Regions from separate parts of the Homo sapiens genome. Here region 2 is linked to region 1. A link is a loop called in an ENCODE intact Hi-C map of the cell type or tissue named here. Cell type or tissue: dorsolateral prefrontal cortex. All regions are shown on one strand. Links, peaks and the distances in the headings refer to the core of each region. The heading gives the core; the rest is flanking DNA. Region 1 has its middle 54 kb from the start of GABPA. Region 2 overlaps APP-DT (APP divergent transcript).

Region 1 (16,788 bases), core at 3,264-11,263:
TTGTAACAGCTATGTATTTAAAGATTTGCAGAGATAATACAAACAGTTCAGAGACATGTCTCACAGCCAGCTTCTTCAATTATTAACATCTTCCATTAGTATGGTACATTTGTCACAATTATTGAACCAGTAGTGACAATGTTATTAACTGAAGTCCAGCTTTGATTTCGTTCATTTTCTTTGGTTTATTTTCAATTTCAGTGATTTCTGCTCTAATTTTTATTTTTTTCTCTGTTTGCATCACTCTTATTCTTTTCTATAGTTTCCTTTCCTATAGCTTATTGATTTTAGATATTTCTTTTCATCTAATATATATATTTAATGCTATAAATTTCCTTCTAAGCACTGCTTTCACTGCATCCCACAAATTTTGATAAGTTGTATTTTTAAAAATTTTTACTGTTTTATTATTTTTTTAAAGAGACAGGAGACTCACTATGTTGCCCAGGCTACTCTCAAACTCCTGGCCTCAAGTGATCCTCCCGCCTCAGCCTCCCAAAATGTGATATAAAACCATATTGTTACATTTCTTGTTTCATTTCCTGTGAACTTGGAAACTTAAAACTCCTTGTCTCACTGTAAAACAGATCATGACGTTTTATAGTTGAAATAATCAGTGCTGATAATGGGGTGTAAAATTTGCAGAGGCACAGAAAAACTCAGTGATTGCAATAAATATTTTAATGCAATACTTTTAGTTCATGTAAAACATTTATAATGAATAAAATAAGAATTTAATAACATCAGGACCAATATATTATCTAAAGAGCGGAAGTCCCTCCCACATGGACCAAACATGGAACCTACTCTTTTATTGCTCAGCACAACTGAGACAGGTTGCAGCCTTTAGTAAGACTTAACTCAACGTTCAGGACTTAACTCGAATGACAGAAAGTCATTTCAATGCAATACACAGTTTTATTTCAGCTGCCAATGGATACTGCAGCTTTCAGAGCTCTTCGTCCAGGAGCCATCTTTACCGGATGCCTTGGCCCAGTGTGCATGAGGATAGAAAGTATGTAATCCTCTACCCAGACAGAGTACCTTTGAGCTAGTCTCCTGACACTGGTATCCCGTGCTACCAGCAAAGATCTATACAACAGAAACAGGTGCCATACAGTTTCTCCTTGCCAAGCCAATCTAAGGACTGAGTTGTCAGTCCTAATTTCCTCATTTAGAATGCACCTCTTTCTGAAATAACTGATGAGAATATCCTTTTGCATCAACAAAAACTTTGCCTATAGGGCTTGGAATTTGTCATAGGGCATCGGTAAGAAATCACACCAGAATACATTAGTATAATATCAGAACCTTTCTCCAAATATGTATGATTCTGTTTTAATAGCTTCACATGCAAGAGATCAAAATTATAGTCCAGGCTCAATTCTACTTTATCACTTGAGTTCCCTCTTTGTGTGAGATGAAGATCTGCCCTCACGTATTTTCTATCAATGGCTAAGTCTCAACCCTGCATCACTCATGAATAATTTCTTTAACAACAACAGAAGCAACAACAAGAACAAGACACACTCTCTCACACCCACACGCACACACCCCTACCTCCATAAGAAAGAGTAGCAGATCATAGGCATAGTGTAGCTTAAATTTAAAAAGGGAAATAAACTCTTTATAAAAATGCCACCCGGCCCCGCGCGATGCTTACGCCTGTTATCCCAGCACTTTGGGAGGCAGAGGCAGGCGGATCACAAGGTCAGGAGACTGAGATCATCCTGGCCAACATGGTGAAACCCCGTCTCTACTAAAAATACAAAAATTAGCTGGGCTTGGTGGTGCGTGCCTGTAATCCCAGCTACTCGGGAGGCTGAGGCAGGAGAATCGCCTGAACAAGGGAGTTGGAGGTTGCAGTGAGCCGAGATTGCACCAGCTTGGCGACAGAGCAAGACTCCATCTCAAAAAAAAAAAAAAAAAAAAAAAAAAAAAAAAGGGCTGCTCTACCTCCTCAACTCCTCTATGTCACTCTTGCTCTCTCATTCTCTCATGATGTCACAGAACATTCTACCTCCTTAGAAATTACTCTTTTGGTTAAACTATCAGCTTAATATGGATATAATCAAATAATCCCTTCTGGTGGTTTTCCCAGAAGCAAGGTCTCAGGATATATTTAGGCCTCACCTCCTGCGAGGTTTCTACCAGCATATTTAAGGTTTTGAAAATATTAGAACCAAATTTTACCTAGGGCGCCATGTTACAATTACCGTAATGTATTTCAGCACATCCTCACCAGTTACTAATGAAAATTTCAAAATTTCACTGGTCCTAAAAAATAAGGATAAATATATGAGATGCTTAAAAAGTTAAATGTATTTAAAGAATACTCCTTTATTCTTTGATTACATCACTAGTACATCCTTTTTCTGTTAATTTATTAAATTATAATGTCATAGGTTTTGTTTTGTTGTTCGTTGCTTGTTTGGTTTTGAGAAAGGGTCTTGCTGTGTCACCCAGCCTGGAGTGCAGTGACCATCATGGCTCACTGCAGCCTCTACCTCCTGGGCTCAAATGGTCCTCCCACCTCAGCCTCCTGAATGGCTGGGACTACAAGGCATACATGACCATGCCTGGGTAATTTTTAAATTTTTTGTAGAGATGGGGTGTCTCACTGTGTTGCCCAGGCTGGTCTTGAACTCCTAATCTCAAGCAGTTTTCCTGCCTTAGCCTTCCACAGTGTCGGGATTACAGGCATGAGCCACTGCACCCAGCCATGTTTTTTAATTCTGATTTTACAAAATACAAATTTTGAAAGCATGTGTCATCCACCTCAGGTTGTTGGCTTGTGGGTTTGTTGTTGTAGCTTACTATGGGCTGAATTATGTTCCCCCTGTCCCCAAGCCCCTGATTCATATATTGAGGTCCAAACCCCAGAAACTTAGAATGTGACTGTATTTGAAGATAGAGTCTTTAAAAAGGTAAATTAATTAAAATGAGGTTATTAGGGTGGGCCTAATAACCCACCTTTTGACTGGTATCCTTAATAACGGGAGGAACTTCCGATACAGACAAGCAACAGAAGGAAGATGACATGGCCAAGTGTGGCGGCTCATGCATATAACCCCAGCACTTTGGGAGGCCGAGGCAGGCGGATCACCTAAGTTCAGGAGTTCGAGACAAGCCTGGCCAACATGGTGAAACCCCATCTCTACCAAAACATACAAAAATTAGCCAGGCGTGGTGGTATGTGCCTGTAATCACAGCTACTCAGGAGCTGAGGTGGGAGAATCGCTTGAACCTAGGAGGCAGAGGTTGCAGTGAACCAAGATAGTGCCATTGCACTCCAGCCTGGGTGACAAAGTGAGACTCTCTCAAAAAAAAAAAAAAAAACAAAGGAAAGGAAGGAAGGAGAGAGAGGGGAAGGGAGGGAGGGAAAGAAAAAGAAAGATGATGATGTGAAGACACATGGAAAAGAAATCCGTCAAAAGTCAAGGAGAGAGAAGTGTGTAACAGGTCCTTCCCTCAAGACCTAAGAAACCAACCGTGATTTTGGATTGCTAACTTCCAGAATTGTGAGGAAATAAATTCCTGTTGTTAAAGCCACCTAGTCCATAGGACTTTGTTATGGCAGCCTTAGAAAACTAGAACATTGTTATTGTTTTGTAATTTTACCCTTCCATGAAGTCCCCAAATCTTGGGAATCTCATCTCAATTCATTAGGGGCCAGTTTTGTCTTGCACATGGGGAAGCAGGGGTCACATAAGCTTCTTTTGTATCTCTCTTCACACAAAGTGGGCAACACATCAAAATTTGCTGAAAGCTTGGGATACAGAAAAATATCCCCAGAAAGATCACCAGGGAAATTCTAGATGAAGAAAGTGCTTCATCATGGTCCCAGCAGACAAACTGAAAACTATCTTACTCTCAATATTAAAATCAAATTTGACGAACAAGATTCATGTTGACAGAATTTACTTTACAAGGATGATTTTCCTTTGTAGTGTTTATTCTGTCAACAGGTATCAACCCTTCCTCTCTTTTTTTTTCGTTTTCTGTTTCACCCTTGTCATGACTATTATCCCCCGGACTCAGGGAATTTTCTGTCTCTCCTCTGTGGCTTGAAGTTACCACAGCAGATACCAGGAGTCTTCCTAGCCACGTAATCAAGGAATTTCATTCAAGGTCCATTTTCCATCATGTCCTGGTGGAGTCCACAGAAACCTGGGTTCTCCCTGTGCCTTTCAACTCGTTTCAGGCTGGCTGTGGTGGCTCACGTCTGTAATCCCAGCATGTTGGGAGGCCAAAGTGGGAGGATCACGTGAGCCCAGGAGTTCAAGACCAGCCTGGGCATCATAGGAAGACCCCATCTTTACAAGTAATTTAAAAATTAGCCAGACGTGGTGGTGCACACCCGTAGCCCCAGCTACTCAGGAGGCTGAGGCAGGAGGATCACCTGAGTCTGGGAGGTTGAGGCTGCAGTGAGCCTGTTCACACTACTGTACTCCAGCATGGGCAACAGAGCCAGACCCTGTCTCAAATAAATAAATAAATAAATCTCTTTTAATTAATGCAAATCAAAACCACAGTGGGATACCATCTCTCACCAGTCAGAATGGCTATTATAAAAAAGTAAAAAAATAACAGATGCTGGTGAGGTTGCAAAGATAAGGGAATGCTCATATACATACATTGCTGGTGCTCATGTAAATTAGTTCAGCCACTGCAGAAAGCAGTTTGGTGATTTCTTAGAGAACTTAGAATTACCATTCGACCTTAGCAATCCCATTATTGGGTATATAATTAAAGGAATACAAATTATTCCACCAGAAAGACGACATGCATGTGCATGTTCATTGCAGCACTATTCACAGTACCAAAGATGAGGAATCAATCTGAATGCTCATCAATGGTAGACTGGATAAAGAAAATGTGGTACAATATAGCATGGAATACTATGCAGCCATAAAAGAAGAATGAGATCATGTTCTTTGCAGAAACATGGACAGAGCTGGAGACCATTATCCTAAGTGAACAAAGGCAGGAACAGAAAACCAAATACTGCATGTTCTCACTTATAAGTGGAAGCTAAGCATTGAGAACACATGGACACAAAGAAGGGAACCACATACACCAGGGCTTAGTTGAGGGTGGAGGGTGGGTGGAGGGTGAGGATCAAAAAACGACCTATCAGATACTATGCTTATTACCTAGGTGACAAAATAATCTGTACATCAAACCCCCTTGAAACATAATTTACCTGTATAACAAGCTTGCACATGTATCTCTGAACCTAAAAGTTAAAAAAAAATTTCATTGCCTCAGTGGCTGTTTTGAGAGCATTAAGAGGCTATGAGAGCATTGAGAGGCCCATTTTCCCCCTCTTCCTACCCATCTCAGACCCATCTCATTTCCCCATGAAACTCTGCCTCATACTTCTGTCTGAGCACTCTGAGCCCTACCAGCATGGTCCTTTGGCATCCAGAGCTGTTGGTGGCGCTGAAGGACTGAACACTCCTGCTTTTTCTCAGGCAGAATTCCAATGAAATGTCCCCACACTGATCACTGTTATTGGTTCATAGGCATAAAACAGAAACAAGGATTCTTAGTTGGTGTGTATTGTACCAATGACATCTCACAATCTTGCCTTGAATTTCTTTCAGCTTGGCAAAAACCTTTTCTTCACTGGGCATCCAATATCTTACTATAAAAAATTGACTTATAGATCCTGAGGCAAAACTTGGGTTAAAAAAATGAATTTAAACAGGTAACATTATCTACCTTTAGACAGAAAAAAAAAGAATAATCACTTTCTAAAACAAGGTTAAAATGCAAATTATCTTAATTAGAAAAATCACCCATTACAGAAAGTATAACAACAAAAAACAGTCCTAAATGAGATCCTCCTTGAAAATCATGGTCTTATGGAAGGAAGTTTCATAACAGAAAACATTTGTGTAACCTCAGCTCCAGCATTTTCCATTTGCAAATATCACAATATGCTCTGTGGGGAGTGTTAATGAATACATCTGTTTGCCTCCTTGCACAGTTGAATAGTATCTGAAAACAGATCTGTTTTCACATTTCAGAAAGATATCCAGTAAGTTTGTGTTGATGAACAGTGTTAAGTTACATGAGTTCCTTTACCTTGCCGTTTAAACTAACACTAAGATACAGGAGTCCCTAAACAGCTGCTAAAACTCAGGGACATATTATTTACTTTGGAGCCATAAAGTACCCAGGCAGACATTTTTATCCCAACATCTGTTAATTTTCACTCTGAACCATTACCACTCCTTTTCATAAACAGCGTTGTCCTTGCTTTGGACTTCCTCTGTTGTCTGTCGTGACTTCCTGTAGGGAGAAAGATGGTGCAGGAGCCCAAAGCTAGAAATTTAGCCCCAAGAGGTTCATTTACTACTTCTACAGAGCAGAGAAGCCATATGAAAGTCTGTAATTACTGCTACCTCAATGTATTGCTGCAGTTCAGAGCATAGGAAGATCTGTCATTGCAAAGAGCAGCAGTTTCACAGCTTCCAAACTCACGATGGCTTTGTGTGTTTGTTTTGCTGACTCATAGAAGATCAGGTAAATGCATTCACTCAGCCCCTCTGATTCCAGATGTGGAATCCTGATGTTCTGCCATGCTCCCATTCCCATTTTAGCCTTGCCCCCAAATACGTTTCCTCTTGATTTGGCCACATTATTAGATTTGTATCCTCCTTCCCCCGCTGCTGTATGCCACATGTGTGGGATACCTTTGCCATAGTGACATCAACTGGAACAAGTTGGAACTGAAATCTCTAAGCATCACAGAACCTCCCAGATTCACATTTTTTTCTACATGACTTAGAAATACCGCTGTAATAATCTCTGCCATAAAAATAATCCCAGTTGGATTTGAAAATAGACTTTGCAAATTCCAACATAAATAAAAATAATTTTACAAGTGTACACTAATGGCCATGAGAACTGGCTAGTCCATATATTTAGGCTCATACTTTGGAAAACATGCTGGCAATAATGATATGAGAATGATTCTTAAGTTAACTCTCAAATTTTTAAGAAGACTTCTACATAAATTCATATGAATTAATAGCCAGTTAATACTTATATTTTTTTATTAAACTTTACTGAAATATTCATTTACTGGGCAAATATATATTTTAAAATCAGATTTATGTAAGGCACTAATAATGCAAGATGGTTAACATATTTACACAAAGTTGTATGAATCTTGGGTGTTCCCTATCCCCTGGGAATTTACAGCACAACCATTAGGTTAGTGCGAAAGTAATTGTGGTTTTTGCCATTAAAAGTAATTGCAAAAATCGCTATTATTTTTGCACCAACCTAATAGATAAAACCCATTTACAATACAATTGGATAAAATCTCTAAAATATAGACTGTGTTAATTGCCATAAAAGAATGCTACAAAAATTCAGATGAAGGAATCAGTTAGCATTTTAGTTGGAATTTGAAGACTGGGTACAACTTTTAAAAAATTGACATATAATAGTTGTATATATTTTGGGGGTATATGTGATATTTTGATACACGCATATAATATGTAATGGATCAGATTTTAAAGTAATGGAAATTAACAATAATCTATTACTTTTTATTCCCAAAAGTCATTTTAAATTTTATTCTGGGACTAGGCTTTGCTGGTTTGTTTTTTTTTTTTTTTTGGGGGGGGGGGGACTGAGTCTTGCTCTGTCACCCAGGCTGGAGTGCAGTGGTGCGATCTTTGCTCACTGCAACCTCTGCCTCCTGGGTTCAAGCACCTGCCTCAGCCTCCCCAGTAGCTGGGACTACAGGTGTATGCCACCACACCTGGTTAATTTTTTATTTTTAGTAGAGACGGGGTTTCACACCTTGTTAGCCAGGCTGGTCTCGAACTTCTGACCTCAGGTGATCCACCTGCCTTGGCCTCCCAAAGTGCTGGGATTACAGGCATGAGCCACCACGCCCCGCTGGGACTAGGCTTTCTTTTTAAACTTTGTCAGGTAGGATCAGGGCAGCCTTTAGTCTCTAGCATTCCGAGTACTCTATGCCTTATAAGGTTTTCCTCTCTGGCTGGTGGAAGCACAACCATTACTTCTCCTGTGTATGCTCTGAGGATTGTTCCCTGTGCTCCTGTCACGTGGCTCCTTCCCCAGCCTTGGGTAGGATCCTCCCGTGTATATCTACTGACCAGGTCTCACTGGACAGCCCCAGGGGAACCCTTTGCAGATCTCCCAAGCTTGATCTCTGTGCGATTTTTTTCTCTCTGCTCTGTGAACTCTAGCTGTCTTGGCTTCCCAGTGGTTTCTACTCTCTCTGCATGCTGCAACCCTGGAATCTCAGTTTAAGCTGATAAATAAATGAGACTTACCTCATTCTGGTTATACCATCTTAACCATAAGTGGGAGTATGACTACAGTGATCTATTTTTATAGTAGAAATTGGAATAAGCAAATGTGTTAAAAATCCTTTTTCTAGAGATAACGAATGTGTATTAGTGAATTGTCCTCCGATTCTTTAACACTTATATGCAGATATACTCAAATAAATACACACCCAAACACAACTTAGACGTCTGCAGGAAGGCTTTCCATTCCTTAAGATTTACATTTCCTAAATCTAAAACTGGGTAGATTTTTGGTTAATTGCCTCCAAACTCACCTTTTCAATGCATTTTTATGAGAGGCACATGTGCAGGTGGCGATAGTGGACATGGAAGGATATAACTACTATACTCTGAGCGTTTGCGTCTCCCTAAAACTCACATGTTGAAACCTAGTCACCAAGGTGATGGTGTTAGGAGGTGGGGCCTTTGGGAGCTGATTAGGTCATGAAGGCAGAGCTTTCATGAATAGGTTTAATGCTCTTACAAAATTGGTCCCAGACAGCCGGGCGCGGTGGCTCACGCCTGTAATCCCAGCACTTTGGGAGGCCAAGGTGGGTGGATCACCTAAGGTCGGGAGTTCAAGACTAGCCTGACCAACATGGAGAAACCCCGTCTCTACAAAAAATACAAAATCAGCCGGGGTGGTGGCACATGCCTGTAATCCCAGCTACTTGGGAGGCTGAGGCAGGAGAATCGCTTCAACCTGGGAGGCGGAGGTTGTGGTGAGCAGAGATCGTGCCATTGCACTCCAGCCTGGGCAACAAGAGCAAAACTCCATCTCAAAATAAATAAATAAATAAAATTGGTCCCAGAGAGCTGTCTTGCCCCTTTAACCATATGAAGACCCAGTGGTGAGAAGGCGTCATCTATGAACCCGGAAGTGGGTCCTCACCAGACACCAAATCTGCCAGCACCTTGATATCAGACTTTCAAGCCTCCAGAACTGTGAGAAATAAATGTCTGTTGTTTATAAGCCACTGGTTAATGATACTTTGTTATAACACTCTTTGACATATAGTAATGTCAACATCTTAAAATTCCACATTTGACATTAATCTTGCTGAAAGATTCTGCAATGCAGGCTTCATAGGCATAGTGCTTAGCTCTCCTCCCTCATTTTATGGGTAAACAATGACAAAACAACAAAATCTTATTTTACTATACAGAATGACTCAAGTCTCCTCAAACCCCGTCTTTAAATTCAGCTCTAGGATTTCCTTCAAATATCCATGTTATGAAGTTTCTGAAGAGAGTAAAAAGGTCTGTTAGGGAACAGCATTCACATTTTTTAAGTTACCTGTGGTGTAAAGATCACATATACATAAATACATGTGATTTACATATATAGATACTGATGTATGTATTCTTCAAACCGAAATTTATTTTTAGACAGCTTCTCTCTCTTGTTGCCCAGGCTGGAGTGTAATGGTGTGATCTCGGCTCATTGCATCCTCCGCCTCCCAGGTTCAAACGATTCTCCTGCCTCAGCCTCCCAAGTAGCTGGGATTACAGGCGCCTGCCACCATGCCCAGCTAATTTTTTGTATTTTTAGTAGAGATGGGGTTTCACTATGTTGGCCAGGCTGGTCTCAAACTCCTGACCTCAATCCACCTGCCTCGGTGTCCCAAAGTGCTGGGATTACAAACAAGAGCCACTGCACCCAGCCCAAAATGAAATATTTTAATACTATATCATAACTTTTTGCTTTTAATAAAATGTTTAAAATTGGATTTTACAAAGAAGTAATAAAAAAGGAAATAAAATGTTATGTTATTTCATATGCCACATCATTTTTAATGGGCTAAACTTTTATGAGCAAACAATACCCACTCATAAGAAATTTGGAATCTTCGTAACTTCTCACAATGACAAAAGCCACTGTGATAGATATTGAAATTAAATAATATATTTTGAAATAATCCAAGTGTGCAAAATAGGAAATGACAAAGGAACTTAGTATATATTTAAACTGAATTATAATAAAAGTACGACATTCTAAAATGTATTTGATGGAGCTGAAGCTATGTTTAGGAGAAATGCACAGCTTTAAATGTATATAGTAAAAAAATTCTTTTTAATGTATTGTTTAATTTCCAAATCATTGGGTATTCTCTACGTATCTTTCTGCTATTGATTTCTAATTAAATCCCTTATAGTCAGAGAACATACTTTGTGTGGTTTTAATCCTTTTAAATTTATCAAGACTTGTCTATGGACTCAAATAAGATTTATCTTAATAAATGGTCTGTGGATTCTCAAAAAATAAGTAAATGTGTTAAACCAGTGACATAAGTTTTCACGTTAAGCCAGAAAGATATGATTACATTAAACCCAAACAAGAAAGAAAGCAATAAAGATAAAAGCATAAATCTGTAGAGAAGACAACAAATAACAGAAAATTAACAAAGCCAAAAATTAATTCCTTAAAAAGATCAATGAAATTGATTCATCCCTAGCAAGACCTTTTTTTTTTTTTAAAAGAGACAAACCCAAATTTCGATGTCAAGAATGAAAGCAAGATATACCACAGATTCTATAGACAATGGATAATAGCAATTTTATGCCAACAAATATGACAAGTTGGATGAAGTGGACAAATTTCTTGGAAAAAGAGTCAACTTGTCCAAGCTGACTTAAGATGAAATTGAAACTCTTAATTTTCCTATATCTACTTAAGAAGTGTAATCCACTAATAAAAAAGTCTCCTCACAAAGAAAACTCCAGGGCTAGATGGTTTCACTGGTGAAGTCTATCCAATATTTAAAGAAAAAATAACAATATTATCCAAAAATGTTCAGAAATAAGAGACAAAAGAAACACTTCCAACTTAGTTATGGGGACAGCAAAAACCCACAGGAAAGCCTGACAACAAGAAAAGAAAATTACAGACCAGTATCTCTTATGTTTGCAGACAAAAAACCAACCTTCAACAAAATACTTGTACACCGAATCCAGCAACATGCCAAAATAATACATCAGAGCCAAGCCGGGTTCATTACAGGAAAACAAAATCAGTTTGTGATTCAAAAATCAATCAACATAATTAAACACATTTAAAGAATCATCTCCAGAAATCCATCTGAGTACCTATGCATTTGTGATAGGTGTTTATAATATAATATTTACTGATAGGGCAGGGTGCGGTGGCTCATGCCTGTAATCCCAACCCTTTGGGAAGCTGAGGTGGTAGATTACCTGAGATCAAGAGTTGGAGATCAGCGTGGTGAACATGGTGAAACCCCCTCTACTAAAAATACAAAAATTAGTGATCGTGGTGGTGCTGTGCCTATAGTCCCAGCTACTCAGGAGGTTGAGGCATGAGAACGGCTTGAACCTAGGATGTGGAGGTTGCAATGAGCCGAGATGGCACCACTGCACTCCAGCCTGGGTGACAGAGGAAGACTCGGTCTAAAAAAAATAAAAGAGTTTTCTTTTTGCCATTTTTTGATTAAAATGTCTTACTATACATCCTTGTAAGCAGATAGAGATATTAATGGATTCTGGGAGAGATCAAAGCTGGATATGAAGATTGATGACTCACATAGATGATTTGTAACGTTACAGTCACCTAATGTGCGGTTGGAAGAGAAAAAGGAGTCTAGTATGGAACCCAAAAGTAGGGGTCAGTGAGGTGGAAAATCAGGTGAGTGTAGCTTCAAAGGAAGTGTGTTCAAGGACAGTCTGGTCAATTCTGGACAATAAAGGATAATGGGAATTTTGACAGAGAGAAAGAAGGAAAAGGAAGGATAAAAAGAGGAAGCATTTCAATCAGAGGGAACAGAAATGAAAAAACAGGGCGGGTGCGGTGGCTCATGCCTGTAATCCCAGCACTTTGGGAGGCTGAGGTGGGCAGATCACCTGAGGTCAGGAGTTGAAGACCAGCCTGACCAACATGGAGAAACCCCATCTCTACTAAAAAAAAAAATATATAAAAATTAGCCAATGTGGTGGTGTGTGCCTGTAATCCCAGCTACTTGGGAGGCTGAGGCATGAGAATCACTTGAACCTGGGAGGCAGAGGTTGTGGTGAGCTGAGGTCTGGCCATTGTACTCCAGCCTGAGCAACAAGAGTGAAACTCCATCTCCAAAAAAAAAAAAAAAACAAACAAACCCACACACACCACAGTCCCTACTCATGCTCCTCCCCAAAGAGATACTAAATTGATCTTCTAGTTATCAACTTTTAGGAAATAGTGAAAATATAGAGAGATTTGAGGAAACATTGTTTCTCATCCTTACCTCCTTCAGATTTCTAGGACACTAGTTAGTGAACTGAGATTGACTTTCAGATAGAGCATATGCCGTTTCCACAATCTAATTCACTCCCAATAGATCCCACAGGGTGACACAAGTTCAACTATTTCTCTTCTGAGAGATAATTCTGATATTGCCAATGACTTGACAAACAGCCAAAAGAAATTCTGACATCCTCACAGATGAAGTGAGGACATAGAACATAATCTTAACATTGATTTATCTTTTCAAAGATATGGGGCATTATTTATTTCTCAACAGAGATGAGATGGGTTAATTTTTAACATAAGAAAGTCGAGAAAACCTTTAGAAGCCTAAATATGAGGGAGAAATGTTTTCAGTGGCATGAAAGTTTATCAAACATATCATGGAATAATTTCAGCCCTAAATCCACCCAGGTGAATGATTTTATTTCTGAAAGGTTTCTGACATCCTGTTTGCTAAATTCTTCTGAAGCTTGATGCTCTCAAATATGTCATTGATTTTCTTCAGTGTGAGAATTTGACAAGAACCTGCCATAAGAACCCTGCGTGGCAGCTTTTTTCAGCTTAGGAAACAAGAAAGGTTAGTATGAATTTTGAGCCTCCGAATATTTTAGCTGGGGGGTAATTCTGCCATTTCTCAAACTGTGCACCAAAAATCTTGTCAAAAACAAAGGAAAAAAAACCAAATGGTCTGATTCCCTCCACTTTTTCAAATCAATCAAAGTGAGATTTTGAGATTTCATAATGAGACTTGGGACAGATCAATGAAACAAGCTGGCCAATTAAGAAATATAAAGTTCTATTTAGAGGAACAAACTTGAGCACAAAGTAGTTTCTACAAAGTCATATACAAATCAAATATATTATGGCAAATAATTAAGCATTAAAGTAAAGGCGATTTTTCCTTTTGTGACTCTTGTTATCCAAATACGAATCACTGTGCTAAAGATACTCTATAGTACCAAAGCATGCTTCTCAAAAAAGTCACAATAATTGTCAGAAAGATATCTTAATATAAATTATTTTTAAATCGACAAAGGGACATGATTTATCTATCAAATGGATAAACATATGTGATTAATAAGATTTCTGATAGTTTTAACAGATTTCCTTTTATCATTTCCCAATGCTGTATTGATGCTGCCGATTGTTTTAGCAGATCCAAGTTTCCATGGAATTATATCTAAGAAACTGTAGGAAAAAAATGCAGTTCTCTAGTATAATAATTTTTCTTTGTCTATAAAATAAGTGATATAAGATGCTAACACCATGAATTTTGAGGACTAATGGCACAACTACAGTGCTGTATCCATTATAACACCTAAGGATTTTTATTTTGAGGAGGAGGCGGATGGAGTCTCACTCTGTCTCTCAGACTGGAGAGCAGTGGCACAATCTTGGCTCACTGCAACCTCCACCTCCAAGGTTCAAGCGATCCTCCTGCCTCAGCCTCCCGAGTAGCTGGGATTACAGGCATGCGCCACCACACCTCGCTAACTTTTGTATTTTTAGTAGAGACAGAGTTTTACCATGTTGGCCAGACTGGTCTCAAACTCCTGACCTCAATCCACCTGCCTCGGTGTCCCAAAGTGCTGGGATTACAGATGTGAGCCACTGGGCCCGGCCACAACTAAGGTTTGAAGATGCAGTGATAAACAAAGACAATATCAGGTCCTGAACGTCATGGCTGCTAATCCAGTGGAGGAGACAGCGCTAAGTGACCGTATTTCTAATGCACAAATCTGACCTGGGCTAATTATGGTTGATAAATAATGCTTCCAGGAAGAAGGAGCATGGAAACTGGAAGCTGGGTAAAGATAAAAACTGGCTCCATGCTTTCACACCACGCTAAGGAAATTGCACTTTTTTTCCAGACGGCAATAAGAAACTATGAAGGAGTTTTAGAAATAGGTTTGATGGAATCTCATTTCCATGTCAGTAAGCTGTGTTACCTTGTGGTAATTTGTGCCTAATGTTTCTTGTGAAGTGATTGCAAGTCTTGGGTTTCTACATATATGCATTACAGTTGCAGTTTCCACTTACTAAACGTTTTTCAGGAATACCACTCCTCTGTAATTTAGAGCTTAATTATAAACCTCTTTTCTTCCTTGGTATTCAAGAACTATGGGCTAGGCACATTGGCTCATGCCTTAATACTAGCACTTTGGGAGGCCAAGGTGGGAGGATCCCTTGAGCCCAGGAGTGTGAGACCAGGCTGGGCAACACAGGGAGAACCTGCATCTACCAAAAATTTAGAAAGAATTAGCCAAGAGTTGTAGCATACTCCTGTGGTCCCAGCGAAAGGCTGAGGTGGGAGGATCGCAAAAAAAATTATAAATGCATCTTTTTTGGGGGGGGCCAAACAGTATATATAATACTGCTAACAATTATGCTTATAATATTTTATTTAGGTACAACTTTTTCAGAAACACATTTGTTACATAAAGTGCCCATTTCATGAAAACAAATATGTATTCTTTACCTAGTGATGCAGTTTTAAAAACCTGCTATGATTTTGTAGGTGACATTGCCGCATCTGTGCTATTCTTTTAGGTAAGCTTCTTTATAATAGTTTTTTAAAAATGCACTATTTTATGGAAAATTTCACGCATACTCTGAACAGAGAGCACAGTATAATAAACCCTCATGTATCTACATGTAGCTACCACCCAGTCTGCTTTCAGCACATGGCCTTTGTGTGTGTGTGTTTTAATCTATAGTCCACCCACTGAAATATTCTGAAGCAAATGCTAGACATCACACTATTTCATCTCTAAGTACTTCAGTATGCATTTTTGAAAGATTAAAATCCCTTTCCTCCATTTCTCTCTCTTCTCTTTCCTTCCTTTCCTCCTTATAACCACAACACTATTATCACACCGAAAAAAAGAACAGCCATTCCTTAATATTTAAAAAAATACAGCGTTCAAATTTCCTTGATTGCCTCAATTTCTTTTATAGTTTATTGTAATCAGGATACAAACAAAACCACAGAATGCATTTGGTTGAGTGACACTCTTAAGTCTCTTTTAATCTACACATTTCCCTTTTTTTCTTGTAATTTTTTTTAACGTTATTTTCTTTTATATTTTTGTTGATTCTATCCATGTAAATGACAGTCTCTCTGTGTCCTATATTTCCTATGAACTGGTACTTACATCTGAGGAATTTATCAGATTTAGGTTCAGTTTATGTTTTGGCAAGAGTTGTCCCAATGCGTCATATTAGGAGGCATATGATTATCTGGTTGGCCTTTTTTTTTTTTTTTTTTTTTTTGAGATGGAGTCTCACTCTGTCGCCCAGGCTGGAGGGCAGTAGCTCTGTCTTGGCTCACTGCAAGCTCCGCCTCCCGGGTTCACGCCATTCTCCTGCCTCAGCCTCCCCAGTAGCTGGGACTACAGGCGCCCGCCACCACTCCCGGGTAATTTTTTGTGTTTTTAAAATAGAGACAGGGTTTCACCGTGTTAGCCAGTATGGTCTCGATCTCCTGACCTTGTGATCCGCCCGCCTCGGCCTCCCAAGTGCTGGAATTACAGAGCCACTGCGCCCGGCCCTGGTTGTCTCGCTTTTGGTGATACTAAGATTGATATATGTATTCAGGGATTGTGAGGCAAATCCATCCTTTACAAAGCGTCTAACTTTTCAGCTAGTGGTTTTAGCAGCTGTTGGTGATGATTGCCTAGAGCCATTATTTTACTAAGGGTTGGCTGTATGATAATGTTTAATAAAACTCCGTTGACTTATTAGAGATGAATACTACTTAAAGTAAAATTTGGTATAAGCTTCTCACTTTGGGTAAGACAAGTACAAGCCAGGAAAAATGAAAAAAATACTCAATGTTTGCAATTCTCATTTTTTAGACGTGTTAAACACACCTCCCTTTCATTGACTGTAGGTATTAACAGCTATATTCTGTTGAGACAGACTTGATCCTAATGAAAAGCCCACGCAGGGCTTCAAGCCTGGGTTGGCCCTTATGCAAGTGACTTCAGCCAAGTTGACTAATCCCTCTATGCCTCAATCTCTCCATTTATAAAACGGACAGTTATCTACTTCAAGGAGTTGTGAGAAATAAGTGAGAAGGCACATAAACGACTTGACATATCGTAAGAGATCAGAATTAGCTCTTATTCCTTACTCATTCATTCAACATGTTTTTTACGCTACTTTGTGATTTTCACCATTACGCGAGAGGAGCACCAATTTCAACCT
Region 2 (16,788 bases), core at 2,808-10,807, 400 kb before region 1:
CACCACGCGTGGCTAATTTTTTGTATTTTTAGTAGAGATGGGGTTTCAACATGTTACCCAGGATGGTCTTGATCTCTTGACCTTGTGATCTGCCCACCTCAGCCTCCCAGAGTGCTGGGATTACAGGCATGAGCCACCACACCCGGTCACACCTGACTAACTTTTAAAATTCTTTTTTGTTTGGAAGAGGTCTCACTACGTTGTCCAGGATGATCTTGAACTGGCCTCAAGCGATTCTCGCACCTCGGTCTCCCAAAGTGTTGGGATTACAGGTGTGGCCAGTTGTGGTGGCTTATGCCCAGCACTTTGGGAGGCCAAGGCAGGCAGATTGCTTAAGTCTAGGAGTTTGAGACCAGTCTGGGCAACATAGTGAAACCCTGTCCCTACAAAATATACAAAAATTAGTCGGGTGTAGTGGAGGCTGATGTGGGAGGATCACTTGAGTCAAGGAGGTTGAGGCTGCAGTGAGCCGAGATCGCTCCACCACACTCCAGTCTAGGTTATAGCACAAGACCCTGTCTCAAAGTTTTTAAAAAAGGGATGACGGGTGTGAGCCACTGTGCTGGCCTGAAGTGGATCTTAAAAGTTGTTCTGCAATTCTGCCATTTTCCCCGTGTCCCCTCACTCTCTCTATCTCCTAAAGATATAGTCTGCACCTTTTCCTCAAAGCTCCAGGTCCTTCTCCTAAGTAGCCTTTAGTGAGAAACAGAAGAAATCAGGAAAGACTTTCCACAAGCTCCCCGCAACCACATCTACTCACCTCTCTGCATAGGCGCTCATACATATGTCTGCCTTCCCTCATTTCTCAGCTCAGGCATGCTCAGCAGATCTTTCTGTAATGACCAAAATATTCTTTGTTGCTGCTGTCTAGTACTGTAGTCGCCAACCATATGCAGCTATTGAACACTTGAAATATGGCTAGCACAACGGATTTTTTTTTTCTTTTTTTTTGAGATGGAGTCCTGCTATGTCCTCCAGACTGGAGTGCAGTGGCACGATCTCAGCTCACTGCAACCTCCGCCTTCCAGGTTCAAGCGATTCTCCTGCCTCAGGCTCCCGAGTAGCTGGGATTACAGGGGCATGCCACCACATCCAGCTAATTTTTGTATTTTTAGTACAGATGGGGTGTTGCCATGTTGGCCAGGCTGGTCTCGACCTCCTGACATCACGTGATCCGCCCACCTCGACCTTCCAAAGTGCTTCCAAAGTGCTGAGGTGGCATGAGCCACCTAGCCCAGCCAGAAAAAATTTAATTGTCTTCATTTTAAATTAATTTACATTTAAATAGCTACATGTGGCTGTCTATAAGGTAATATAGCTAGAGATGTCAGTCCCATCTAAGACCAACTCCTGTGCTTGTATTCAGTGTGCCACTCTCTCTTATACTCTAGGACATTGTTCCAACAATTGTTCCTTCTCCTGCTTTGTCCATTTTCCTTTGTTACAGAATCATTCTCCTCTGCATACAAATATATTTTCACATATTCAATTAAAAAAAGCCTCTTTGCCAGGTGCGGCAGCTCATACCTGTAATCTAAGCACTTTGGGAGGCCGAGGCAGGAGGATCGCTTGAGCCCAGGGGTTCAAGACCAGCTGGGCGATACTCCACTCCCAAGCTGGAGTGCAGTGGTGCAATCACAGCTCACTGCAGGCTCGACCTTCTGGGCTTAGGTGATTCTCCCGCCTCAGCCTCCCAAGTAGCTGGGACTACAGGCATACACCACCACACCTGGCTAATTTTTGTATTTTTTTTCCTATGTGCTTCTACAAATATATGAAATGTTTTATGAATGTGCGTGTCATTCTTGCACAGGGGCTGTGCTAAACTTCTCCGTATCATTCCAATTTTAGTATAGGTGCTGCTGAAGCAAGCACTAATTTCTGTATTGTTTTGTACAGATGGGGCTTCACTATGTTGCCCAGACTGGTATTGAACTCCTAGGCTCAAGCTCATAAAAAAATTAGCTGGGTGTGGTGCACGTGCCTGTAGTTCCAGCTACTCAGAAGGCTGAAGTGGAAGGATCGCTTGAGTGAAGGAGGTTGAGGCTGCAGTGAGCTGTGATCCCACCACTGCACTCCAGCCTGGGTGACAAAGTGAGCTCCGTCTCAAAAAATAATAATAAAATTACCTTCTCTTGGTATCTCTCTTTAGCTACCTTCAGCTTTTTGCTCCCTTCACAGCAAAAGTCTTCCCAAAGAATATTTTAATCATTGCTGGACTCAAATTTCTTTCCCCTACTCTCTCTTGAGCCCACTCAAATCATACTTCTGTCCCCACCATTCTGAACTGGCTCTTGTCAGTGTCAGCAATGACCTCTCTATCACTAAATACAATGCAGTCCTTACCTTATTTGACACACAGTATCTGCAGCATCAACCCAGTAATCATTCTGTCCTCACGAAGCACATTCTTGACTTGGCTCCTTGGAAACCACCCTCTTTCTCTTCCTACTCCACTCGCTGCCCCTCCTCTGCTTGCTTCTCTTTTTCCTGCTCATCTTAACAACCTCAACATTTCCAAGTACACTAGGGCTTAATCCCAAATCCTTTACTTTGTTGGGGGGGTGCTCAGGGGGACCAGGTCTCACTCTGTGGCCCAGACAGGAGTGCAGTAGTGCCATCTCAGCTCACTGCAACCTCTGCCTCCCAGGTTCAAGCCATTCTCATGCCTCAACCTTCTGAGTAGCTGGGATTACAATGCCTGCCACCACACCTGGCTAATTTTTGTATTTTTGGTAGAGACAGGGTTTTGCCATGTTGGCCAGGCTGGTCTTGAACTCCTGGCCTCAAGTGATCCACTCACCTCGGCTTCTCAAAGTGCTGAGACTACAGGCATGAGCCACAATCCCCAGCCTCCAAAGCCTTCTTTTTGTCCTCATTTCACCCTAAGTGATCTCACTCAGTACCATCTGTATCCTTACCCTGACCACTCCTCTGAATTCTAAATTCATGCATCCAACAGCCTAGCTGGCATTTCAAACTCAAAGATGAGTAGGCATCTTAATCTTAATGTGTCCATACTGAACTCTTGGTCCTCCCCCTTAAAACCCACTGCTCCATCAGGAAAAATAGCTAATGGACGCAGGGCTTAATACCTATGTGATGGGTTGATCTGTGCAGCAAATCACCATGGCACACGTTTACCTATGTAACAAATCTGCACATCCTCCACATGTACCCCTGAACTTAAAAGTTGAAGAAGGAAAAAAAAGCCCGCTGCTCCTACAGTTCTTTCCATCTCAATGAATGTTAACTCCGTTCTCCAAGTTGCTGTGGCCAAAAGCCTTGGGTCATCTTTGACTCCTTTCTTTCTCTCACATCACAATTTCAGTTCATCAGAAAATCCTTTTGGCTCTAACTTCAGAATATATTCCAAAACTTCCCTCTCCTCACCACCTTCCACCCTCATGTACATTTCTGCAATAGCCTCCTCCTGGTTTTCTTCCTTCTGTCCTTGCCTCCCCATAGACTGCTTTCAGTACAGAAGCTAGAGTGATGCTTTTAAAATACGAGCCCAGTCATCACCTTCATCTGCTCCGAAACCCTCACTGGCTCCCCTTCTGCTCAAAGAACTTAAAATGGTTTTCAAGGTCTTATACTATCTGGCCCTTTTCCCCTCTGTGTTAGCTTTCTAGGACAGCCATAATAAAGTACCAGAGACTGGATGCCTTAAACAACAGAAATTTATTTTCTCACAATTCTGGAGGCTGGAAGCTGAGATGAAGGTGTCAGCAGGATTGGCTTCTCTGGGGGCTTCTCTGCTTGGCTTATAGATGGCTCTCTTCTCCCTGTGTCGTCACATGGTCTTCCCCCTGTGCCCATCTGTGTCCTAATTTCCTCTTCTTGTGAGGAAACCAGTCATATTGGATTATGGCCCACCCTAGTGACCTCATTTTAGGTCTTTAAAGACATTATCTCGAAATACAGTCATGTGCTGAGGTTCTGGGGCTTATGGCTTCAACATGTGAATTCCGGGGAGACACCATTCAGCCCATAACAACCTCCCTGACCTCACTTCCTCCCACTCTCCCACTCACGCCCTCCACTGGAGCCTCAAGGGCCACCTCGCTGTTCTCCAAACACATCAGACTTATTTCTGCCTCAGGAGCTATTCTCTATGCCCAAATCCTCTCTCCCCAAACAGTTGCAAGTCTTCCTCCCTCATTTCCTTTACTTGTTTGCTCAAAGCTCACTACATCAGTGGGGCCTTTCCTGATCACTGTATTAATAGAATAGCAAGGTCCCAAGCTCCTAACCATACACAAATTTTCCATCTCCCCTTGCTCTGCTTAATTTTTCTCCACAGCCTGTATTGTTATATATCACTTTGTATATTTTCTTATTTACATGCTTGTATTTTTTAAATCTCCTGCAACTTAGTAGGTGCTTATTAAATATCTGTCAAATTGGTGGATAAGTAGGATACAGTCATTTTGCCAAAAGGAATACATCCAAAGTTCAGCATCACAAGGGATCCAGCAACTGTAACCTATAAGGCACAGTTTAGAAAAATCAGATATTTAGCTTTGAGAAAAAAAGAGAAGCTTGAGGAAATACTGGATAAGTATTTTAACACTTCTAGAGGAGTGCCCTGTGGTCGAAAGCACAGTCTGTCTTTGCATTTGGTGTTACTGCATGGGGCAGTGTTGGGATGTAAGGACAGAAGTGAAGAGAAGGTAAATTTTAGCTAAATGTAACAACACAAAAATTCTAGTGAAATGTTTTATTTCCTGAAGCTGGCTCCCGATAATAGAAAATAAGGAGGCAGAAGCCAGATGATTGTCTCAAGAATATTGCAAGAGAGACACCTGCCTTTGTGGGAGGATCAAACAGGTGATTTCTGAGTTGAGTTCCAACTCTAAGATTCTAGAAAGACAACCCAACTTTAAATGAGGAAACTGTCACCACTTCCTATAGTATGGCTGGTCTTAGCGCCCCATTGCTTTTATGACTCAGGTCTAGCAAGGTGGCCAGATGCTGGAAGCACCACAAGATGAAATGAGATCTGGAAGTCAGGAGGACAAAGGCCAAGCTTTGCCAATAAATATTCATATGACCATATGCAAGGGACTTCATTTATCTGGCTCTCCAGTAAGTCCTCATCAAATTAAAGACTTGGCCTAAATGACTACTTCATCCCTTTCAGTTGTAAACACTGTAATTCCAGATTTTTTTTCCTCAACTAACAGGAACTGTAAGAGAGTTGTGAAAGAGAGACTTCAGACAGTCACGGAGGCCAGACACAGTGGCTCACTCCTGCAATCCCTGAACTTTGGGAGGCTTGAGCCCAGGAGTTTGAGATCAGCCTGGGCAACATAATGAGACCCCATCTCTATGAAAAATTTGAAGAAATTAGCTGGGCATGGTGGTACCCAACTGTAGTCCCAGCTACTCAGGAGACTGAGGTGAGAGGACTGCTTGAACCCTGGAAGTTGAGGCTGCAGTGAGCCATGATTATGCCACTGCACTCTAGCCTGGGCAACAGAGTGAGACTCTGTCTCAAAAAACAAACAACAACAACAACAACAAAAGACAGACACAGAGTATATATGGAGTGGGATGGGAAAGAAGGTACACTGGCACGTTCAGATTGAAGGAGAGTCATGTTAAGTCACATCGTTCCTTCCTTATCAGAAGATTACAGAAATGAGAGGAAAACATCCTCTGGGCCAGTTGTCCAACATCTTGTCTTCAAGCATGTGAAAGGGTAGAGAGCTCTGAGCTTGAAAAATCAGGATGAAACTGCTACTTAATCACAGACACATTACAGAACTGCTTCTCACTCCCAAGGGTCCAGTAAAGCTTCAAGTTGTGTTGTGCTTCGGTTTATGGAGACTAAATCTCACACTGAATGAATATCACTGAAGACTAATTTCAAAAACAAGTCTATCTATGAGTGAGCACACATCACTGTGCTTGCCCGAGCTTCTTTGTTTTGATTGATAAAATGTCTTCTGTGGATGTTTCCTAGGTGCTGAATTACTGAGACTAGTAAGACAGCATTAAAGACTTGAGTTACTCAAGCTTAGTTTCTAATATCTTTGTCTGCCTTTTTCTAGCTTAGTCTGTTTATGGCTTTTGGAGTTGTTTAGAGATTTTGGTCGAAAAGCACCAAACAGGGCCAGGCGCAGTGGCTCACGCCTGTAATCACACCACTCTGGGAGGCCAAGGTGGGTGGATCACGAGGTCAGGAGATCGAGATCATCCTGGCTAACAGAGTGAAACCCCGTCTCTACTAAAAATACAAAAAATTAGCCAGGCATGGTGGCGGATGCCTGTAGTCCCAGCTACTCGGGAGGCTGAGGCGCTCAGGAGAATGGTGTGAACCCGGGAGGTGGGGCTTGCCGCAAGCGGAGATCGCGTCACTGCCCTCCAGCCTGGGCGACAGAGCAAGACTCCGTCTCAAAAAAAAAAAAAAAAAAAAGAAAAGAAAAAAGAAAAACACCAAACAATCTTGATACAACCTGATTTTAAAAATAGAAAATTCCCAGTAGCTCCCAAGTAGTTAAGGCAGAAATGGTACAATGGACTAAGCAAATCTTTGACCTGTTTTCTTATGTCGGTCAAAAACACATAAATTTGATACTTTTCAGGATTTAAGCCAGGGTAGCTGCTAGTGCTCTAGAATGACCTGAAAACCAGGTGGTAGAGTTTGGATATTTGCCCCTGTCTAAATCTCATGTTGAGGTATAATCCCAGTGTTAGAGGTGGGGCCTGGTGGGAGATGTTTCAATCATGGAGGTGGATCCCTCATGAATGCCTTGGGCCACTCCCTTGGTGATAAGTGAGATCTCCCTCTGAGTTCACATGAGATCTGGTCTCATTAAAAGTGTGTGGCAACACCCCCAACCGCTCTCTCTCTCTTGCTCATCACATGCTTTCACCAGGTGATGTGTGTGCTTCCCCTTTGCATTCCACCATGATTGAAAACTCCCTGAAGCTTCACCAGAAGTCAAGCAGATGCCAGCACTGTGATTCATGTAAAGCCTGCAGAAGTGTGAGGGAAATAGTCCTCTTTTCTTTACAAATTACCCATCTCAGGTATTTCTTTACAGCAATGCAAGAACGATGTAACACAGAAAATTAGTGCTGAGTAATGGGGGCATTGATATAAAGATATCTGAAAACATGGAAGTAACTTTGGAACTGGGCAGAGGTTGGAAGAGTTTGGAGAGCTCAGAAGACAGGAAGATGAGGAAAAGTTTGGAATATCTTAGAAACTGGTTAAATGGTTGTCACCAAAATGCTGACAGAAATATGAATAGTGAAGTCCAGGCCTGCCAAGGTCTCAGATGGAAATGAGGAACTTATTGGGAATTGGAGCAAAGATCACATGTGCTATGCATTAGCAAAGAACTTGGCTGCATTCTCTTCATGCCCCAGGGGTGTGTGGAAGTTTGAACTTGTGAGTGATGACCTAGGGTATCTGGCAGAAGAAATTTCTAAGCAGCAAAGCATTTAGGAATTAACCTGGCTGCTTCTAGCAGCCCGACTCAGATATAGGAGCAAAGAAGTGACTTAAAGCTGGAACTCATATTTAAAAGGGAAGGACAGCGTATAAGTTTGGAAAATTTGCAGGCTGGCCATGTGGTTGAAAAGCTGAGCCCATTTTCATGGGAAGAATCCAAGCAGGTTGCAGAGCAAACCACTTGCTAGAGATATTTGCATAACTAAAAAGAATCCAGATGGTAATATCCAAGAAAATGGGGAAAAGGCCTTGAAGGTATTTAAGAGACCTTTGCAGCAGCTCCTTCCATCACAGACCCAGAGACCTAGGAAGAAAGAATGGTTTTGTGGGCTAGGCCCAAGGCCCCACTGCCCTGCACAGCCTTGGAACACTGCTCTCCATATCCCAGCCACTCCAGCTCCAGCTGCGGTTCAAAGGGACCCAGGTACAGTTTGGGCTGCCACTTTGGAGAATGCAAGCCATAAGACTTGGAGGCTTCCACACAGTGTTATGTATGTAGGTGCACAGAATATAAGATTAAAGAATGCTTGGCAGCCTCAACCTAAATTTCAGAGGCTGTACAAGAAAGCCTGGGTGCCCAGGCAGAAACTTGTTGCAGGTGCAGAGCCTCCAAAGATAACCTCTACTAGGGCAGTGACAAGGGGAAGTGTGAGGCTGGAGACCCCACACAGAGTCCCCAATGGGGCATGACCTGGCAGAGCTGTGAGAAGGGGGCCCCTGCCTTCTAGGCCTGAGAATGGCAGATCTACCAGCAGCTTACACCTTGTGCCTAGAAAAGCCATGGCACTCAACAACCTGTGAGAGCAGCCATGAGGGCTGTACCCAGCTGCAAAGCCACAGAGGCAGAGCTGCTGATAGCCTTGGGAGCCCACCCCTTGCTCCAGTGTGCCCTGGATGTGGGACATGGAGTCAAAGGAAATTATTTTGGAACTTTAAGGTTTAATGACTGCCCTGCTGGGTTTTGAAATTGCATGAAGACTATAGCCCCTTTCTTTTGGCTGATTTCTCCCTTTTGGAATGGGAATGTTTACCCAGTGCTGGTACTCCCATTATATCTTGGAAGTAAATAACTTGTTTTGATTTTACAGGCTCATAGATGGAAAGAGATGAGTCTCAGATGAGACTTTGGACTTGGAATTTGGACTTTGGACTTTTGAGTTAATGCTGGAACAAGTCAAGACCTTGGAGGACTGTTGGGAAGGCATGATTGTATTTTGAAATGAGAGAGGGACATGAGATTTGAGAGGGGCTGGGGCAGAATGATATAGTTTGTGTACTTATCCCCACCCAAATCTCATGTGGAATTGTAATCCCTAGTATTGGAGGCGGGACCTGGTAGGAGGTGATTGGATCATGGGGGTGGATTACTCATGAATCGTTTAGCACTATCTGTTTGTTGCTGTCCTTGTGATGAGTGACTTCTCATGAGATCTGGCTGTTTAAAAGTGTGTGGCACCATGCTTTCTCTTGTTCCCGGTCTGGTCATGTGACATCCCTACTCCCCCTTCACCTTCCATCATGATTGTAAGTTTCCTGAGGCCTCACCAGAAGCCAAGCAGATGCCAGCATCAGGCTTCCTGCAAAGCCTGAAGAATCATAAGCTGATTAAATCTCTCTCTCTTTTTTTTTGAGATGGAGTCTCATCCTGTGGCCCACGCTGGAAGGCAGTGGCACTATCTCTGCTCTGAGGCTCAAGTGATTCTCCTGCCTCAGCCTCCTGAGTAGCTAGGATTACAGGTGCATGCCACCACACCCAGCTAATTTTTGTATTTTTAGTAGAGATGAGGTTTCACCACGTTGGCCAGGCTGGTCTCGAACTCCTGACCTAAGGTTATCTGTCCACCTCAGCTTCCCAAAGTGCTGGGATTACAGGTGTGAGCCATTGCACCCGGCCTCTTTTCTTTATAAACTACCTAGTCTCAGATATTTCTTTTTGGCAATGCAAGAATGGCCTAATACACCAAGATTTGTGTTTTCACCATTTTTTTTCTGTTTATAACCATGTTATTTTACTGTTTATCTGAGAAAAGAACCTGGCCTGTTAGTATTTTTTATCGACTGACAAACTCACCAGAATAAAGTGGGTATTAGGACCCTTGGTTCTGCAAGATTTTGGTAACAGAATCTGTTTTCACTAATTGTTGGGAAACAGAAATGATATTCCTTTTAGACCTAGCTCCCTAAACCTTTTCCTCGTTTTGCTTTTTGGTACAATAATGAGGGCTGGCAGGGCTACTTGACACCATTAGCAGTAGACAAATTTTTCAATAAGGACTAACAGAGAAAAACTATGGAAATTCTGATTTATTGTTTGGCCGAGAGAGTTCTCTGTCTCCTTGTGCCCTTGCTCTCCATGTATATTTTATGAGACATTTCAGCAAAGGCATCTCTCAAAATTAATCCCATAGCTGTCTCCTTCAATTCTCCTCCTTGAAACTCTTCACCAATCTTCATAGGGCCTTGGCCACTTCTTGAGGGCCCTCCCACCAGATGATTAAAGGCAATACAGTGAACGAAAGTCTTATTCCGAGACTTGTCTTTGTAAACTTAGTGATCCTTCTTCCTTTTCACTTACGAAAATTTAAAGAGAAGCAGTCTCAAATGTGAACTGAATGCCGTCCCATTACTCCCCCAAACTGGGAAGAAGCTGGTCATATACTTGCACATTTATATAATAAATATTCAAAGACTCTAATCTGGTATCTTCCATATAACACACACTTTAACTCCTATTTTAAACTTTCAAAAGGCTTTTTATGGCATCTTATGCCCTACTTTAAAATGTCTGTCAGCCTAATATTTCTACTTTTTTTTTATTAATTTATTTTCAAGGTCATGTGTGAAAACAACTTTCAGTGAAAAGAACCCATCTGCTTTGACAAAAATGTACACTATAAACCTTCACTTCTACAAGGGTCTAAAAAAATTCAAGGGTTTGATTCGAATGCTTCCAAACCACATTCCCTAAAGCATGCTTTGTGCAACACTAGGAGTTGGTGCAGCAAACAAAAACAAGGAATGGGGAGAGGTGCCAGGCAGGCGCGGTGGCTCATGCCTGTAATCCCAGCACTTTGGGTGACCCAGGCAGGTGGATCACTTGAGGTCAGGAGTTCGAGATCAGTCAACATGGTGAAACCCCGTCTCTTCTAAAATACAAAAATTAGCTAGGTGTGTGTGCACGTAATCCCAGCACTTTGTGAGGCTGAGGTGGGTGGATCACTTGAGGTCAGGAGTTCAAGACCAGCCTGGCCAACATGGTGAAACCCCATCTCTACTAAAAATACAAAAAAAAAAATTAGCCGGGTATGGTGGCACACACCTGTAATCCCAGCCACTCAGGAGGCTGAGGCATGAGAATTGCTTGATCCCTGGAGGCAGAGGTTGCAGTGAGCAGAGATCATGCCTGGGGAAAAGAGAGAGACTATGTCTCAAAAAAAAAAAAAAGAAAAAAGAAATAGGGAGAGGGAGTGATGCTACATACTGAAGCTACCTACCCTCTTTAAAATTCAAAATGCAGATTATCATCTTAAAGAATTGTATGCATTTTAAAGTGAAGGTATTTGTTTAATTTTGTTTAACCTCTTATTTCTCAAAGTTACTTGATTACAGAATTCTTTTCGGGTATGCATGCAATACCGAGCAACATATGACCGAGCTAGGGTTCCATGGTACACAGTTTGGAACTTGTGCTAGAAAATGTTACTCATTATTTTATAAGAAGTATTATTCCAAGGCATCTATGCATTGGAAAATAATCTTGATATGAAATATGACTCGATCCCTTCTCATACCATATTTACAGGGTATGGTGGTTAACTTTATGTGTCCACTTGTCTCTTAGCCCATCCTGGGTTAAGGGATGCCCAGACAGCTGGTAAAATATTATTTCTGGGAGAGTCTGTGAGAGTATTTCTGGAAGAGATTAGCATTTGAATCAATAGACTGGGTATCAAAAACCCATCCTCACTAATGTGAGTGGGCATCATTCAATTAACTGAGCATAGGAATCATAAAAGAGGTGGAGGAAGGCAAATTTGCTCTCTCTTCTGAAGCTGGGACATCCATCATCTGCTCCTGCCCTTGACTTCAGAGCTCCAGGTTCTTGAGCCTTCAATACCAGCAGACACTCTTCAGCCCTTCAGCTTCACATGCAAGAATTACACTGGATTTCCTGGTTCTTCGGCTTGCAGGGGGCACATATTGGAACTTCTTGGCCTTTATAATCTCCTGAGCCAATTCCTATAAGAAGTGTCTTTATATATCTATATATATCCCATTGGTTCTGTTTGTTTGGAAAACCCTGATACACAGGGCTATCTATAGCTCACCCCCCAAGTACTAAGTCTCCAGATGATTATTAGGTTCTTATAAACACAAAATATATATGCTTATTTTGTAATATCAGGTTGTTAACTTCATCTGAGTAGTTTTCAGCACATATGATGGGGATAAGTCATCAGTTATGACAGACAACTTCCGGAGTTACATCACCAATGTTCATCTATCACTCACCTTTGCTTCAAACTTTATGCATCATATTCAAGTTAATTCCTATTGCATGTACTTCTGATTTCCACCTACAAAATGAACATTAAATTTATTATTTCCCTCATTTAAAAAAAAAGATTTCAGGCCAGGTGCAGTGGCTCATGCCTGCAATCACAGCACTTTGGGAGGCTGAGGCGGGTGGATCACTTGAGGCCAGGAGTTCAAGACCAGCCTAGGCAACATGATGAAACCCCTATCTCTACTAAAAATACAAAATACAAAAAAAAAAAAAATTAGCCAGGTGTATGTGTGCCTGCAATCCCACCCCTACTCAGGAGGCTGAGGCAGGAGGATAGCTTGAGTTCTGGAGGCGGAGGTTGCCGTGAGCCAAGATCACGCCACTGTACTCAAGCCTGGGCAAGACAGCAAGACTGAGACTCTGTCTCAAAAAAAAAAAAAAAAAAAGTTTTCAAATCACTTTTTCTCCTTTGCAGTTCAGCATTGTCACTAAAGGTGTCCAGGTTAGACAGAACTGGGTACAAACCCTCCTTTCTCTTCCCCTTACTCTTTCACCTCTTCATTTGTGACATGCAATGTTAACCCAATACAACTCATGAGTATTCAGAGATCCCGTCTGTATACGTCCTCAGCCTGACATACTGTAATCCTTAGGCATCCTTATTAGTAATAAGATGTCCTTGTGTGATTTTTTCACAAACTTTTCACAGACCCTATCTATGTTCATTCCTGGAACCTCTGGCACATTCTTCTTCCTTCTCTTCCCAATCTCAACTTTTTCATCCTCTGAATCTCCCTATACTTTCCCCGTGGACAAGCCTCTAGAAATGTTAAAATGTCAGATCATGATTGGTAAATCTGTAGTGACTAATTGCCCACTGCTGCCTATTCCATCTGACCTAAATTCCTCAGGTCTTCTAACATTAAGACCTCTTCCTGGCCGGTTGTGCTGGCTCATGCCTGTAATTCCAACACTTTAGGCAGCTGAGGCAGGCAGATCACTTGAGGTCAAGAGTTCAAGACCAGCCTGGCCAACATGGTGAAGCCCTGTCTGTACTAAAAAATACAAAAATTAGCCGGACCTGGTGGTGCGTGCCTGTAATCCCAGCTACTCGGGAGGCTGAGTCAGGAGAATCACTTGAACCCGGGGCAGCGGGGGAGGCTGCAGTGAGTGGAGATCAAACCACCGCACTCCAGCCCAGGTGACAGAGCAAGAGTCAGTCTCAAAAAAAAAAAAACAAAAAAAAAAACCTCTTCCTATAGCTAACTCCCACTTACCACCCCCATCATGAACACTCTTGATGTATTTACATGGTTTCTCCTTCGAACATCCTCCTTTCTTCTTTCTTAATGGTTGTTATCAAATACCCTGATAAAAAACAAAAACAAAAAACCTCCTCTGAAGGTCCCTTATTCACCCTTCCAACGCTACAGGTCTGTAACTCTCATTTTCTTTTTAAAAAATTTTTATTTTTTTAATTTATTTTATTTTTTTTTTCAGACGGAGTCTTGCTCTGTCGCCCAGGCTGGAGTGCAGTGACACGATCTCGGCTCACTGCAACCTCCACTTCCCAGGTTCAAGCAATTCTCCTGCCTCAGCCTCCTGAGTTGCTGGGATTACAGGTGCCTACCACCACACCTGACCTCAAGTAACCCACCCACCTCGACCTCCCAAAGTGCTGAGAATACAGGTGTGAGCCATCATGCCTGGCCAAAATTTTTAAATTTTAAAAAATATATTTTATTTTTTGTAGAGACAGGGTCTCATTTTGAGCCCAAACTGGTCTTGAACTCCTAGGCTCAAGTGATCCTCCTGCCTTGGCCTCCCAAAATGCTGGGATTATAGGCACAAGCCACCAGGCCTGATCCTTACTTTTCTTCTGATGAATTCACATATATGTGCACAAATACTTTATACTAAATTGTATTTACTGATGTACTTTTTTCACTGTGCCTTTTCTTTTTCTTGCCCAGATATTTTTCTCATATAAACATTAGCTCCTTAATGGGAGCAAATGAACCAGTTTTTTTTTAATTCCCACCCAAAGTGAGAATATAAAAATTTTTTATTGATCCACCAATACTGAACACTTTCATTTCTAATAGTTATATTTAACTGAATAAATTACACACGGGACAAAAATGTTATTTAAGGGATAAAGTTGGGTGTTTGCTCAGGGACAACGTTGTATATTGAATGATTTGGTGCTTTTGTGAATTTATCATTCAAAAGACCATCGTGATGGCTAAATAACAGAAAGGAGAGCTTTATTGGCAATATCAATTTGCAAACCCGGAAGACATAGTCTTCGGTGTATGCTGAATGTGGTCTCTCTTCAAAAGAGAGGAAGGACAGTTGGGTTTCATGCCTCACAGGGTCTGTTTCACACAGTGGAGTCATACATATTCAGCAGGTTTGGAGGAAAAGATATACATATTTATGAGGGGAGCTGAGTGCATGTGCAATGGGTAAATATGTATGTGACATCCCATGTACACTTTGGGGCAGGGTTTTAGTGTTAAAATGAGGTAAAATTTGGCTCTTTACATCAAAAGGTGAACTACAGGACCCAAAGACAGTTTGTGCACAGCCTCTAATAAACTGGCTGACACTGGCTTAAGGTCTGCAATTGCTTATCAGAAAAGAATGTTTGTAAGGCTGGTCCTCATTCCAATTAGAGTTGTAGTGGTCTGGGTTGTAAATCACAGGATGGGGCTGATAGTTCCTATTATTAGGGAGTTTAGAGCCATAGAAATTGAGAAATTGGTCATGCCAGCCAGTCCCCGAACCCTAACCCTGTAGGTAACTTTGTTTCCTTAACCTTACAGTCCATCTTAGGTGATAAAGGGGTGTCTGTTTTGGTATCTCACATCACAAATTGTTGGTTGGTTTGTGTGTTTGTTTCATCATTCAGGATGTTGTTTCTTTAGGGAATGTGAACCTGAATTCTCAAGGCTTGTTAGACTGTAATGTTCCCATTCATTTTAGGTTTAGCTCATGCTTCTCTAGCCACAGCCTTCACTTGGATTTTAAAAGTTGAATTACTCATCAAAGTCTCTAGGACACGAAAGACAATCCTTAGGTATGATTTGACCAGTAAAAAAGAGATCCAGCTGCCTTGAAGCATAAGATCCCCTCGGCTCCAATGTCTATCACTAATATTCAGTGTGGCAAGGATCCCAGGCCACAGAGCTGTGGCTTCCTGCAGCTGCTCTGGGGAGTGACTCTCTTGGAGCATGTGATGTGGTCTTCCATTGTGCAGGACCAGCCCAGTGGCATCCTTTCAACACCTCTGGCAAGCAGCCTTTCCAAGCACGGTGCCGTCTGAAAACAGGAGGCATATCTTTCACATCCTAGGCACACGCCCTAGGGAGTGGTCAGGGTTTTGTCCAGTTCTCAGCAAACTAGCTACAGCTCCATCCCTTACTCCCACACTCAAGAGAGATACTAGAATACAACTGAGAGTAGCCTGATATGATGCTAACCTCGAGTTGCTTTTATTTAAATTAAAATAAATCAACCAGACACAGTGGCTCATGCCTATAATCCCTGCATTTTAGGAGATCAAGGAGGGTGGATCACGAGCTCAGGAGTTTAAGACCAACCTGGATAACATGGCAAGACCCCATCTCTACAAAAAGTACACAAATTAGCTGGACATGGTAGTGCGCACCTGTAGCCCCAGCTACTCTGGAGGCTGAGGTGAAGGATCACTTGAGCCCAGGAGGTAGAGGTTGCAGTGAGCTGAGATTGTGCCACTGCTAATAATTAATTAAATAATTAATTAAATTAATAAATCGTGCCACTTTATTAAATAAATAAAACAAGAGTAAATCACTCACAAATTTGGAGCTTTTATTAGCAAAACATTACTTAGGAAATCTAAATAAATAACACGGGGTTGACAGCCATTGTTCTAACTGGCAGCCCCTGGCAAGCTCAAAGCCAGGATTATGCTGGTCACTTAAGTGACAGCTATTGCGAATTGTTGTTCTCTCAAGAAAAAAGAACCGATTTCTATGGTAAACCAGGCACTGTGCTGGGTGCCTTTACAATTCATCACCACACCACCTAATGAAAGGAGCATTCTTCAGAAACTGTAGTGCTCAGGCTTTCTCAAGGCCTGAGTTCTTTTCCACCAGAGCATATTGTTGCCCTATTATCCAAAGTTCTCTAAGGAAGAGAACTGACGTAAGACCCACATGGCTCCATTACATCTTCTGGCTACTTGATTGATTTTCATACTCCCTACCTCTGGGGTTGGTATGTACTATCTATTTCTTTCTCCTCTCGTTCTTCCTTTTTATTCCATAAAATACAGGAATATTCCTGTACATTAGTCCTTGCAGCAACCTTGGAATTACTACATTCCTCAAACAAGTTATGGAAGCCAGCTGCCAATATTGGTCCCTGGTTAAACAGTGAATTCTGTTGTTCCATAGAGTTACTACTGAAATACCTAAGCCATTTTGTAAAATATAATTTAGTTGATCTGAAGGCTGTCTCTAAAGCAGTTTTATGTAGTGATTACAGAGAAGGACTAATTTCAAGAGTATTTTATTGTTTAAAAAAATGTAAACATTTTATGGATGCACTAGTGAAGTAAAGACCAATAAATGAAGCAGTAACTTTAATAAAAGGGTAAGTAAAATGTCACATCCTCTGCCTATATTCAGGTCTGTTAGGTATGTGTAGTTAAATGTAGGTAAGTTAGTTGATAATTATTTATTTAAGCATTTCTTTATGTCTACTCATTAAAAAGAAAAAAAGATTAAAAGAATGTTACTATGTGAAAAACTGCCCATCACTGGGG

The links. Peaks named below come from ENCODE experiments on the same cell type or tissue, not always from the same donor. Only the 100,000 strongest peaks of a DNase experiment are listed, where the experiment ranks them.
Region 2: it touches region 1 in a loop (2.7-fold over the local background); 5 of 110 quality-filtered maps call a loop at or near these places.

What each region holds. Positions count from the first base shown.
Region 1 is chr21:25,780,178-25,796,965 of GRCh38, reverse strand. No RefSeq gene overlaps it. Among named protein-coding and RNA genes, the nearest start is that of GABPA, 54 kb to the right of the region's middle. In dorsolateral prefrontal cortex, for the core only: CTCF peaks have their summits at 6,542 and 6,741; no DNase peak of the experiment used is centred there; H3K4me3 peaks cover 981 bases; H3K27ac peaks cover 1,365 bases.
Region 2 is chr21:26,175,794-26,192,581 of GRCh38, reverse strand. APP-DT (APP divergent transcript) reads right to left here. Exons shown (of 4, transcript NR_186396.1): 2 at 11,981-12,045. It also overlaps the pseudogene RNU6-926P. Among named protein-coding and RNA genes, the nearest start is that of APP-DT, 13 kb to the right of the region's middle. In dorsolateral prefrontal cortex, for the core only: no CTCF peak of the experiment used is centred there; no DNase peak of the experiment used is centred there.